4 separate regions of the Homo sapiens genome follow, and all the other regions are linked to region 1. The links are chromatin contacts, found by Hi-C or POLR2A ChIA-PET in ENCODE. All regions are on one chromosome and are shown on one strand. Each heading gives the region's core, a stretch centred on a gene start or an enhancer-like site at or near the end of the contact. The rest is flanking DNA. Distances are from core to core; before and after follow the strand shown.

The links. Hi-C counts contacts between places; a loop is a spot of excess contacts on that map. ChIA-PET counts read pairs that join two places held with the same protein, here RNA polymerase II (POLR2A). Pooled maps may share reads with other maps.
Region 2: a pooled map shows a loop between it and region 1 (2.5-fold over the local background). The contact joins the enhancer-like site here to the promoter of ANAPC7 in region 1. A Hi-C loop is called at or near these places in 1 of 50 pooled maps. POLR2A ChIA-PET finds 5 or more read pairs at or near these places in 3 of 52 experiments (Caco-2, OCI-LY7 and activated naive CD8-positive, alpha-beta T cell).
Region 3: a loop to region 1 is called in a pooled map, with 4 times the contacts of the local background. The contact joins the promoter of TCTN1 here to the promoter of ANAPC7 in region 1. A Hi-C loop is called at or near these places in 7 of 50 pooled maps. POLR2A ChIA-PET finds 5 or more read pairs at or near these places in 3 of 52 experiments (A549, IMR-90 and activated CD4-positive, alpha-beta T cell).
Region 4: a loop to region 1 is called in a map of mammary epithelial cell, with 2.4 times the contacts of the local background. The contact joins the enhancer-like site here to the promoter of ANAPC7 in region 1. A Hi-C loop is called at or near these places in 1 of 168 maps with a recorded cell type or tissue (mammary epithelial cell) and 1 of 50 pooled maps. POLR2A ChIA-PET finds 5 or more read pairs at or near these places in 2 of 52 experiments (H1 and K562).

Annotation. Positions count from the first base shown.
Region 1 is chr12:110,402,277-110,405,360 of GRCh38, reverse strand. It overlaps ANAPC7 (anaphase promoting complex subunit 7), which reads left to right and starts at 1,653. Exons shown (of 11, transcript NM_016238.3): 1 at 1,653-1,834. The coding sequence starts at 1,734.
Region 2 is chr12:110,164,393-110,167,476 of GRCh38, reverse strand. All of the region lies in intron 11 of IFT81 (intraflagellar transport 81), which reads right to left. Among named protein-coding and RNA genes, the nearest start is that of IFT81, 42 kb to the right of the region's middle. Within about 2 kb of position 1,661, at least 2 of the 41 ENCODE cell types and tissues checked have a DNase peak (open chromatin) inside an H3K27ac peak, as active enhancers do; they include OCI-LY7, where a contact is called at or near this core.
Region 3 is chr12:110,612,670-110,615,753 of GRCh38, reverse strand. TCTN1 (tectonic family member 1) reads right to left here and starts at 1,625. Exons shown (of 15, transcript NM_001082538.3): 1 at 1,352-1,625. The coding sequence starts at 1,571. RefSeq lists an enhancer at 1,299-1,348.
Region 4 is chr12:110,223,218-110,226,301 of GRCh38, reverse strand. No RefSeq gene overlaps it. Among named protein-coding and RNA genes, the nearest start is that of ATP2A2, 56 kb to the left of the region's middle. RefSeq lists an enhancer at 2,056-2,556. Within about 2 kb of position 1,586, at least 14 of the 41 ENCODE cell types and tissues checked have a DNase peak (open chromatin) inside an H3K27ac peak, as active enhancers do; they include mammary epithelial cell, where a contact is called at or near this core.

The DNA of each region.
Region 1 (3,084 bases), core at 404-2,903:
TGACCCCTGACCTAGCAACTGATGTTATCTACAGATTATAGAAAGACATTGTGAAACTTCCCGGTCTGTTTCACTCTGACCACCGGTGCATGTCATGTACCCCCTGCTTACTCAATCGATCACGACTCTCTCACGCGGACCCCCTTAGAATTGTGAGCCCTTAAAAGGGACAGGAATTGCTCACTCGGGGAGCTCGGCTCTTGAGACAGGAGCCTTGCTGATGCTCCCAGCCGAATATACTCCTTCCTTCTTTAACTTGGTGTCTGAGGAGTTTTGCCTATGGCTCGTGCTGCTACCATCCTGCCTGCACCCAGGTGAAACAAACAGCCTTGTTGCTCACACAAAGCCTGTTTGGTGGTCTCTTCACACGGACGCACATGACAGTGGTGGCAGGCGCCTGTAATCCCAGCTACTCGGGAAGCTGAGGCAGGGAGAATTCCTTGAACCCGGGTGACAGAGGTTGCAGTGAGCTGAGATTTTGCACTCCAGCCTGGGCGACAAGAGCAAAACTCCGTCTCGAAAAAAAGAAAAAAGAAAAGTTCACAGTGATGATGCCCACCAAAATCAAATAGAAGGTCTCACACATCCAGGAAACTAGAGTAGGGGATGAGATGGGAAAAGGATCTACAGGAGCTTCAACTGTGACAAAATGTTAAGAGCTGAAAAAGTTGCTGATGAAGATACACTGTGATTTTTTCAGAGCATTTTTTTTGCATCTACTACTGTAAAAATCAAATGAAAACAAAATCTAGACCAAAACGACTGTCTCCTTTAAGAAAGGAGCGATAGGCTAGATCTGAGAGGATGACTGTGGAGAATATTCGGACTCTGACTCAACGACCTAAACTGCCTCATTGGCTCAGTTACCTCCCTGGTCCCTGTATACATTTGAGTTTGCGATCCAACATAATTAACCAGTCGATCTGATTCCAAGTCAACCATTTAACAACCTGAGCACAAAATTTAAGCAGGCAGTTTCTTCCCTTGTGGGAAGGGAATGACAACTTCAACTTTATGGATTGTTGTGAGCGTCCCAATAACTTGTGTAAAACTTTCCTAAAACGTTAAGTGTGCCAGACACATACTGGTTTATATGGGTATCAGCTAATTCCTGGATCCAGCCTTTATTTCCACGGATCTAGGGAATAATTTTACATGGGGAAATATACCCCTCGAACCAAGGAGTTCCCCCAGGGCCGAAGCCTGACTTGGCAGGAACACAAAACACCTGAGGAGGGGCGCGGCGGCCCTAGCCTGGTGCGCATGCGCCACTGTAAAGGCCGTTAGGTCTGTCCCTGGCGCCCGATTAGAATATTTAATTCCAGTTGGAGCGTTTTTCCTCACCTTACTGTATTTTATTTCGGTAAATACCCACACATTTTAATTTCTGAGAGGCACAAATTCCTCTCAGACTCATTCAAATTGACCGAGTAGTCTTATAAGGTGCCTTTTGTCTCATTGTAAATCCTCAGTAAAGTTTGCAGTTTAGGATGATAACGTGATTTTTGCGTAAAAATAACAACTCATTTCACCTGAAAAGGACCACGACAGGAGCAGGGACTCGAGTTTCTTTTTATTCGGGCACTTCAGTAGTTACCTCTTGCTTGGGGGTGGTGCCGCGTGTGGACCCGATGGACCCCGGCGACGCCGCCATTTTGGAGTCTTCCCTAAGGATCCTCTACCGGCTTTTCGAGTCAGTGCTGCCGCCGCTGCCCGCGGCTTTGCAGAGCAGGATGAATGTGATAGACCACGTGCGGGACATGGCGGCCGCGGGGCTGCACTCCAACGTGCGGCTCCTCAGCAGCTTGTTACTTACAATGAGTAATAACAACCCGTGAGTTGAGGCGGGTAGCTGCCTGGGGCTGAGGAGAAAGCGGCGGCGGTCTGGGAGCGGGGGCTCAGGGCACGTGGGAACAGGCGGGAAGGAGCGGCCGCCGGCGCCAGCGGAGGCTCCGGGGTCTGCGAGGGCGTCCTGGAGCGGAGCAGACTTCGGAGCGCAAGTTGGGTTCACTGGGTGCCGGCGTCAAGTCCCGCGGGGATGTGGCGAGCGGCGGCTTGGAGACATAGAAGGCAGAGGCTCTGAGGACGACCCAGGCGAGGGTTTCCTGAGGCACCTGTCGCGGGGCAGCGCGACTGTCACATCGCTAGGCTGAATCCTTCCCTCTCGGCTCCTTCCAGAAGAACGTTTTTTTCTCTCGCTGCAGCTCAGGGACCCAGCCTCCTGGTTTTTATGCGCTAGCCCCCGCATCTGAGATTGGTCCCCCCGTTAAGTGTATCAGGAGGGTCCACTTTCTGGCCTTGGGAAACCCCTGAAAACGGGGCCGGGCGCGGTGGCTCACGCCTCTAATACGAGCCCTTTGGGAGGCCGAGGCGGGAGGATCGCTTGAGCCCAGGAGTTCAAGACCAACCTGGGCAACATAGGGAGACCCTGCCTCTACGAAAAGTAAAAATTAAACAATTAGCCGGGCGTGATGGTGCGTGCCTGCGGTCCCAGCTACTCGGGAGGCTGAGGCAGGAGGATCGCTTGAACCCAGGAGGTCGAGGCTGCAGTGAGCCGTGATCGCATCATTGTCCTTTACCGTGGGCGACAGAACGACTGCCTGTCTCAAAAAAAGGAAACGGGAGACTCCATTAATGGGTGGGCGTGGCGCCTTTCATGTTTCCTTGAAGCACTGAGCTGATTCCATCCTTGAGTGCATGTCCCTCTCCTGCTTAATATCCTTTATTGGCCGGGCGTAGTGGCTCATGCCTGTAATCCCAGCACTTTGGGAGGCCGAGGCGGGCGGATCACGAGGTCAGGAGATCGAGATCATCCTGGCTAACACAGTGTAACCCCGTCTCTGCTTAAAAAATACCAAAAAAATTTAGCCAGGCGTGGTGGCGGGCGCCTGTAGTCCCAGCTACTCGGGAGGCTGAGGCAGAAGAATAACGTGAACCCGGGAGGCGGAGCTTGCAGTGAGCCGAAGTAGCACCACTGCACTCCAGCCTGGACGACAGAGCGAGACTCCGTCTCAAAAAAAAAAAAAAATCCTTTATTGCACTTATGAAAATTCTTTCCCATGGCCTCTGAAGGCAAATATCTGC
Region 2 (3,084 bases), core at 412-2,911, 240 kb after region 1:
TCATTTAATAGAGTGTAGTTTCTATCATCTTTCAAATACTGGTATGAAGGGAAAGAAATCAAGATTGACTGGATGGGTAGGAAAATGTATCTTTTATCACTGAGAAGATCATTTCAACTGTTCAAGCAATTCCTACTTATGTCAGAACTCTGGCAGATAAGAGAAAAATACATGCCTGTGCTTATTCCTGTGTACTGCCTTACTTTATGAAAATAAAATGTTAAAATGATAAAGTACAATGGGGGGGAAGTACTTCCAGAAACTTCGTCTTTTACTAATAAGGAAAACCAATGAAATACCAATAAAAAGGCCTAGTAAAGAAAAAAATATCTGTAGCATCTGCAATCAGAAGAGCTAAAACTCTTAGACAGTATGTAACATCTGGAACATTAACTTTAATGGCAGTAGGAAGCATCAAAATGTATACTTCACCACCAAACTAAAAACTGCTAATGGACCTCTAAAAAGAAAATGACTAAAGAATATAAATCACTGTATATGTCTAGAACTTGTTACATTTACGCAAATTAACATTATGTTCCTAAATTTTTCCAAGATAAGATCAATCAAATAACTACATATCGACAATCAAGGAATAAAGTTTTACATCCAAACAAATGGCTGTCATATAATTTCTGGCAAATATACACTTCCCAATTAATGATTGTTCACAGTGTAGTCCTCTTTAGAGTCAAATATGATTCCTAAAATTTACCCATTCTAATAGTGCCATCTCCAAGGCACTATAGGAATGGGTAAATTTTAGGAATCATATTTGATGGCAATAAAATATTGCCATTAGGATGGCAATAGTCTCTTACATGCTAACTGTGTAACTTTGGGAAAATTATTTCAATTTCTCTGTTTCTTAAGTTACAAAATGGAGGTAATATTTACTTCAGAGGCTTTCTGAGAGGATGAATTAGGGTATATTGTGAGATAACATAAAATTTACCACTTTTACCATTTTTAAGTATACAGTTCTGTGGCTTTAAGTACATTCATGTTGCTGTTGTATAACCATTACTAAAGCTATATTTTTTAAGTGCTCAAGACTGAGCATGCAGTAACTGCTCAGAGAATGGCAGCTAGAATTATTCTCATTAATGCTATCTTATTCCATTTTAAATTTGTGTAAATTATTTATTCCTAAACAGAAACTATTTCATATTTATTTCCACTAAATTGCTCCCAGTCTGGGAAATACTAGTTTCAACTTTTAAGCTGTGAACTATATTTCTAGCTTTCAAATTCTTCATCCAAGTGATTGACAAAAATATACAAATACTAAGAACTAACACACAGCATTTACTATGTGCCTAGTGCTGTTCTAAGCATGTTCAATTAATCCTCAAAATAATTCTAGGAGTTACATACTACAAACATTCACATTTTACAGCTGAGTATAAAGAGGGTAAGGAACTCGTCCAAGGTCATCCAGCTGGTAAACGGCAAAACCAGGATTTGCACTCAAACAACCAAGTTCTAGAGCCACTCTTAACCACTCCACCATGCTGCCTCTGACACACATAGTTAACATACCACCCATGCAAATGATTACTTTCAGATGCCAGGTGTTATATGTTGACTGAGCCTTTGAGTTTCTCAGAAGCTTTAGCACCTATTATTTCATGTGCCTTTCCTAGAGATAATAAAGAGCAATCAGCCCCATTTTACAGATAGAGAAGCCTCAGGGAGGTCGAGTAATTTCTTCAAGGTCAACAGATCTTAGAGAGGTCCTGGGTCTTAGCTTGGCCACTTACTAGCTGTGTGAAACTGCAATCTCCTCGAGCATCACTCAACTGTGACAGGGAAATGGTAACAACACCTTTTACAAGAAGTAAAAAAGTATCTATTTGCAAAGTACCTGGAACAGAGCTTTGTATAAAAAGTGCTCAATAAATGTGAGTCCCCCTTTCCTCATTTTGCATGTGATTCCTGGCATAGTGTTCTTTCCAAACACCATGCCACTAATTATCAATACCTTCTCACCAACTGTTTAACAGATGGGGGGCAAAGGACATGATTTTTTGGAGATTACTATGTGATATCAAACCAGAAACCTCAGTGAACCATGTGATACTAAATCAGGCACCTCAGTGAATTATACCTCCAGCTGTATTATATAATTTTAAATATAAGAAACTTCTTCTCTTTTGTCCATATGGCCTATCACTTTATCATAGTAGAAAATAAAACTGGTATACCAAGATTTGTTCTTTATAAAATTATGCTTAATGTTCCCCGATACCTTCTGTTCTTTTAGGTAACTGCCAAATACCTTACTTGATTTGTTCTTTTCCGACCAGACATTGTTCAAAAATTAAGTTATCATTTCCAAATGATGACATCTTTTTCCCCTTAAAAAAAAAGACTGCTTTTTTTTTTCCCTGTCATTGGATCCGTCTCCTATTCACCATGATTTCTCAAAAATAAAGGCTAATAACCTGGCACTAGGTTTTTTCCCTCACATTTGCATAGAGGGAACATCTAACACTGAATTGTAAGTACTATTTATGCCAAATACGGCCATAACAATTAGTATTTCCTGTGATTTAGGCAGCATTTTCTTAAGAAAAGATAAAAATGCTAGGAGGTGGCATAGTCTCTTGTAAAGCGAAACTGCTGCATAATTGATCTTTTATTTTTTTCTCTAGACAGCAAAGATGTCATGAAGCATACACTGTTGACTTCCAGATATCATTTAAAACACTCCCATGTCTTAAACCAATTTGGAAGTGGATGTTAAAAGCCAAGGGAATTTTTCAATCACATGTTGACTTCCTGAATCTACTACTTCCCCAGCAAGCTAAAAGGCACATTGGGAGGGTACAACCTGAAGTACCACAGAGAAAAGTGGTACTATGGGAGCAATTCATTTGTTTGGCACAGTGAAGGTTCACTGCCAATTTGTAACAGTATGGATTCAATAACTTTTCAAAGCCAAAAATGAGGTTTGGACAAGAGTAGCTTTCCACGATAGCTTTTGCTGAGATCTAGTAGCTGTTACAAAATTTAAAAGCCTGTAAAAATTGGTAAAGTCCAAGCAATGTTTACAAATTAAAATATGACCTATTGCTTTAT
Region 3 (3,084 bases), core at 376-2,875, 210 kb before region 1:
CCAGCACTTTGGAAGGCCAAGGTGGGAGGATCACTTGAGCCCAGGAGTTTGAGATCAGCCTGAACAACATAGCGAGATCTCATCTCTACTAAAAATAAAAAAATAAAAAAAGCAAGCTGGGGGAGCACGCCTGTGGTTCCAGCTACTCTGGAGGCTGAGGCAGAAGGATCCCTTGAGCCCAGCAGATTGAGACTTAAGTGAGATATAATCACGCCACTGCACTCCAGCCTGGGTAACAGAGCGAGACCTTGTCTCAAAAACAAAAAAAGAATAAAAAAAGATTAAAAGTACTGCATATCTATTGGGGTTACTCTCAATTCACACAATCGGAAAATTTTAAAAACTTTTTTTGAGATCATGAACCACTTTAAGAATCGGCTGCTATGAACTCTCATCTCAGGAAAAGGCATATTCACAAAGTTTTGCACTCAATCTTAGCGGGTCACAGTCATTCAGTGAAGTCATCCATGTCAATTTTTTTTTTTGAGACAGTCTTGCTCTGTCGCCCAGTCTGGAGTGCAGTGGTAATTACTGCAACCTCTGCCTCCTGGGTTCAAGCGAGTCTCCTGCCTCAGCCTCCCGAGTAGCTAGGATTACACCATGCCCGGCTATTTTTTCTATTTTTAGTAGAGACTGGGTTTCGCCATTTTGACCAGACTGATCTTGAACTCCTACCTCAAGCAATCCACCCGAGTTGACCTCCCAAAGTGCTGGGATTACAGGCGTGAGCCACGGCGCCAGCCAAACGTCAAATTAGATTATAAAATATTTCCACTAAATGTGTAATTCTAGAATTAATCATTTTCTGAAAAAAATGTTAATTATCCCTACATATGACTCCTAAGAAGTGAGCATAACCCCTCCCTCAATAGCTTTCCACCTCCAATTCAACACAGGAGGAATCCTGGGTTTTTAGAATTCAGGTCAACAGAGAAGGGTCTTAACATAGTCACATTTAGTAAGATAGACCTTTGGCCTCTCTTTAAGTGAAAGTTCAGTGCAGCCAAGGCACTAATTTCCACCATTGTCTCGACTTAATTTCGTCTTGGGCTGCAAGAATTCATTATTGCTCTTTGCATCACTGTTGTCTGGGACCACTTCAAGTATTTTCAAAGGTTTGATACCGTTCCACTTAAACTCTGAGACCCGGTTTTCTCATTTACCTGACAGTGATAGTAACAGCTACTTCTCAGGGTTATTGTTTAGAGAATGGACGTTTATGGAACACTCAGCAGTGTCTGCACACAGTAAGTGCTCAATAAGAGTTAGCTATCATTATTACGTCCTCACCGGGGCTGTCCCCTTGAGGTTGGATCACTGTGGACTCCAGGAGCTGGCACATGGTACCCACCGTCCGTGACTGGGGTAGGCCTGGGGCCGGAGGAGGGCCCTGGAGCCCTGGGAGTCCCGGGGGGCCTGGTCGACGGGAAAGTTCCGAAGGTGGCCAGGGCTGCCTCGGTGGAGTTGAGGCCCTCTGTCGTCACCGCCGGGGTGGCATCGGTCTGGGCGCTCACGGAGGCCCAGCAGCCCAGGAGCACCACCAGGAGCGGCGGGAGACCTCGCGGCCTCATCTCCCAGGGAGTCCCAGCGAGGCCCGCGACATGGACAGCGCGTTGCCCGGCAACCGCGACAGCCAGGCGCGGGGCATCACGGGAAGGGGCTTGCGAAGCCGCGAGAAGCTGCCGGAGACTGACTGGGGCGAAGCCTGGATGAGGCAGGGGGCGGATCCCGGATGAGGCCGGAGGGCGGCGCCTGGGTGAGGCAGCGATGGCAGGCACAGGGGCGAGCACTAGTGAGCGGGTGTGAAGCTGGCGTAAACGAGGGGCGTGTAAATCCCGGCTGTGGTTTCCAACCGGTCCGCGGCGCTTGCTTAAAAAATGCAGATTTTCTGTAGTTCCAGCTACTCGGGAGGCTGAGGCAGAAGAATCGCTTGAACCCGGGAGGTGAAGGCTACAGAGAGCCGTGAGCGTGCCACTGCACTCCAGCCTGGGCGACAGTGTGACACTCTGTCTCAACCAAAAAAAAAAAAAAAAAAAAAAAAGACGGATTTCCAGGTACCACCTCAGGAGATCCTGAGTCAGTTAGTCTAGGGCAGGACCCAGGAATCAGTTTTTGGGGGATTTTTTTTGAGACAGGGTCTCACTCTGTCGCCCAGGCTGGAGTGCAGTAGCGCGATCTCGGCTCACTGCAGCCTCGACCTCTGGGACTCAAGCAATCCTCCCACTTCAGCCTCCTGAGTAGCTGGGAACTCAGGCGCGCGCCACCATACCCAGCTAATTTTTGTATTTTTTTTTTTTTTTTTTTTTTTTTGTAAAGACGAGGTCTCCCTCCGTCGCCCGGACTGGTATCGAACTCCTGGTTCAAGTGATCCACCTGCTCCAGCCTCCTGAGTCCTGAGTAGTTGGGATTACAGGCGTGAGCCACCACTCCCAGCCAGGAATAAATATTTTTAACAAATGTCCGGACGCAAGCAGATGAGTTGGACGGAAATTTAGGAAGCGCCGTCCCAACGCCACTAACGTGGGTGTTTGGAAGGAGCACAGGGATCTGTGAGATCACTGTCTCTGAATTTTCTCTATCCCAGACTCTGTCAACACTGGCTTCACCTTTTTATTTTAGCTGCATCTCACAAGGTTGCCAGATAACTTCTGTCTGCTGTATTGTGATAAAGGGGACAAATGAACACTTAATACCTTTTATTATTTTTTGTAGAGAGGGGGTCTCACTATGTTGATCAGGCTAGTCACAAACTCCTGGCCTCAAGTGATCCTCCCGCCTCAGCCTCCCAAAGAGCTAGGATTACAGGCATGAGCCACCACGCCAGGCCTAAGAACCTATTTAAAGACAAAAATCTTTTACAAAAATTAAGTAAAATAATTTAGACATCTTAAAGGGGAAAACAAAGCAAATCCACTGTAATGCTACAAAACGACCTGGAGACCCTACGATTTAGGAAACCCTCTCCATTCTGAATGGGCTTATTTAGGAGGTACCCAAGCCCAAGAATGTTGGCTGCACCTTTGACACTTAATCTCCATACAGTTCAGAAGTAGATGTCGAAGTACTTAGACGTGGCCAGGCACA
Region 4 (3,084 bases), core at 337-2,836, 180 kb after region 1:
TTTTTAATTTTTATTTTTTGAGACAGAATCTCGCTCTGTCACCCAGACTGGAGTGCAGTGGCACAATCTTGGTTCACTGCAACCTCTGCCTCCAGGGTTCAAGCGGTTCTCCTGCCTCAGCCTCCCAAGTAGCTGGGACTACAGGCGTGCACCACCACACTCGGCTAATTTTTTGTATTTTTAGTAGAGACAGGGTTTCACCATGTTGGCCAGGCTGGCCTCAAATTCCTGGGCTCAAGTGATTCTCTTGCCGTAGCCTCCCGAAGTGCTAGGATAAGGCATGAGCACCACACCCAGCTGTATTTCTTTCTTTCTTTTTTTTTTTTTCTCCAGACGGAGTCTAGCTCTGTCGCCCAAGCTGGAGTGCAGTGGTGTGACCTCGACTCACTGCAACCCAGGCGGAGGCCTCCTGGGTTCAAGATTCTCCTGCCTTAGCCTCCCAAGTAGCTGGGATTATAGGCACCTGCCACCACGCCCAGCTAATTTTTGTGTTTTTAGTAGAGATGGGGTTTCACTGGGTTGGTCAGGCTGGTCTGGAACTTCTGACCTCATGATCCGCCCACCTCAGCCTCCCAAAGTGCTGAGATTACAAGCGTGAGCCACCGTGCCTGGCCACCCAGCTGTATTTCAATCTTTAAGTTTCATTCCAGCATTGTTCATAAAGTGAAAAACTGGAGTTGATCTAAATGTCCAGCAATTGGAGACATGCATGATTTTAACACACAGATAGATTTAAATGATAACCCTATAAAGTTTCAGTTTGCTCTGTATTTAAAACTACTACTCATTTCTTTCATTCATTTACTGAACATTTATTTTCAGTATAATTCCCTCATCTGGTTGGTTGAGGTTACTTTTAACCATTTAGTAAAGTTTATTCTTTAGGTATAGTAAGCAAACACATTTTTTAAAAAAAGGTACTATAATTTTATAATAAGCACTAAAAATTATTTCATACCATAACTCATAAACAGACATCAATCTGTTTGCTTATATACAATAGGTATATACATGGGTCACACTGCAATATAAGTACTTAAGAGCACAGGTTTTGGATCCTGGCTCTGCCACAATCATTAGTTGTATAATATTGTGAAAGTCTCTCTGTGCTTCAGTTCCCTTATCTATAAAATGCGGATAATTGCAGCTGCCTCATAAGGTTATTGTGAGAGTTATGTTAGTTCTACACATATAAAGCATTTAGGACAGTGCCTGGTACAAATGGAGTGCTCAGTACCAGGTTATTTGCTTGAATCACTCATGATCATGGTCGTGATTAGAGCTTCAGGGAATAAAATTTGTTAAATCTTGCTTTGCATAACTGAAGTTCATAAAAAGTCCTTTGTAAGTCTGCTTCAGTTTCAGAACCAATAACTTAATTAGGTTGTGCTCTAACAATGAAACAGGCTCCCTCATGAGGAGTGAGCCGCATTGCGGGTACACTACTATGGCTGGAAAGTGATTCGCTACATGCGCTACAGAACTGATTTCCACACTGGAGAGAGGTTGGAAGAGATCCCTCAAAGCTCCTGATCTAATAAATGATTATATGAATCATTCTGAGGTTCCTTTCAAGCTCCAAAATTCTATGACTGTTTACCAGGATATCGCATGCAGCATTAAGCAGCCAAGCCAGGAACCTGCTGTTACACTCTGAACTGAGGTGTAAACACATACTTTCACCGAAAAACAAAAATCTTTAATTTCTTCCTGTGCTCGGAATAGTGAATTTCCATAGCAGTAAACCAAGTTTGGTGACTCAAGCCTCTCAGCAATTCTGGAAAGGAAATTGTGAAAATATCGATGTTTGCCAAGAAAGTACTTCCAGTTTGCCAAAAGAGGGAGCATAGGAGCAGAAAGCATATGTTTGTCCAAGTCTCTTAAAAATACTTATTTGGGATCTGTGTTTTATTTTTTGATTTCTTTTGCAAGGATGGGGTGGGGCTAAACAATATTTACAGTCAACTTCTCTTTTTAAGATTATCTTAAGACAGTAGGGTCAAAGATAAAAAATACATAGATAACTTTTAATGATCCCTCTCCATCCCCCGAGACAAAACACTCATCCCAGGCCTGGCTGCCATACGCCAAGCAGCTCTAATTTAAACTGCTCTCATTAAAAGGAAGAGGAAGAGGAGCTAAGCCAGTATGAGTGGAGGAATAATTTACATATTTAATAAAGATACAGCTTTATTTCTCTCCTGGCTGCCATGAATTGTCTAAAAAAGAAAGATCTGTTGCATATGTAATCTACTCCTCACCTGTAGGTGAGTAACAATCAGTAACAATGACGTTACTGATAAAACCAAGTTTAAAGAAAGTTAATCATCAGGATGCTATCTTACCCGTTCCCTGGGGCTAAAGACTCCTTCATGCCAGACAAGATGAATGATGTAAGCACCTAGAATCCTTTGTAGAAACAAGTCATTTACTCACACTCATTAGTCACTAATATAGGGTAGAATGCCTGCATAAGACAAGGCTTCTATAAGACACACACCTGCATACAAAGTCATTTTTCTTTTTCTTTTTTCTTTTTTTTTTTTGAGATGGAGTTTCGCTCTTGTTGCCCAGGCTGGAGTGCAATGGAGCAATCTGGCTCGCTGCAACCTCCACCTCCCAGGTTCAAGTGATTCTCCTGCCTCAGCCTCCCGAGTAGCTGGGATTACAGGCATACACCACCACGCCTGGCTAATTTTGTATTTTTAGCAGAGATGGGATTTCTCCTTGTTGGTCAGGCTGGTCACGAACTCTTGACCTCAGGCGATCTGCCTGCCTTGGCCTCCCAAAGTGCTGAGATTACAAGCGTGAGCCACTGTGCCCAGCTACAAAGTCATTTTTCAATGCAAACTTTGACTTTGCCTTTGTAGAGACAGCTTTGACAAGTTATCAGTTTGCCATTTTTCATATTCAACTCAGAAGAATTCTGCAAATTTGTATATTTTTAGTTTCAGCAATATATTTAGTCTTTTATTTTACTCAAATTATAAAAAGTGCTCTGTATTGTGTTACCTTAAAAAGTTAAGAAACATACTTGGGGCCGGGCGCGGTGGCTTATGCCTGTAATCTCAGCACTTTGGGAGG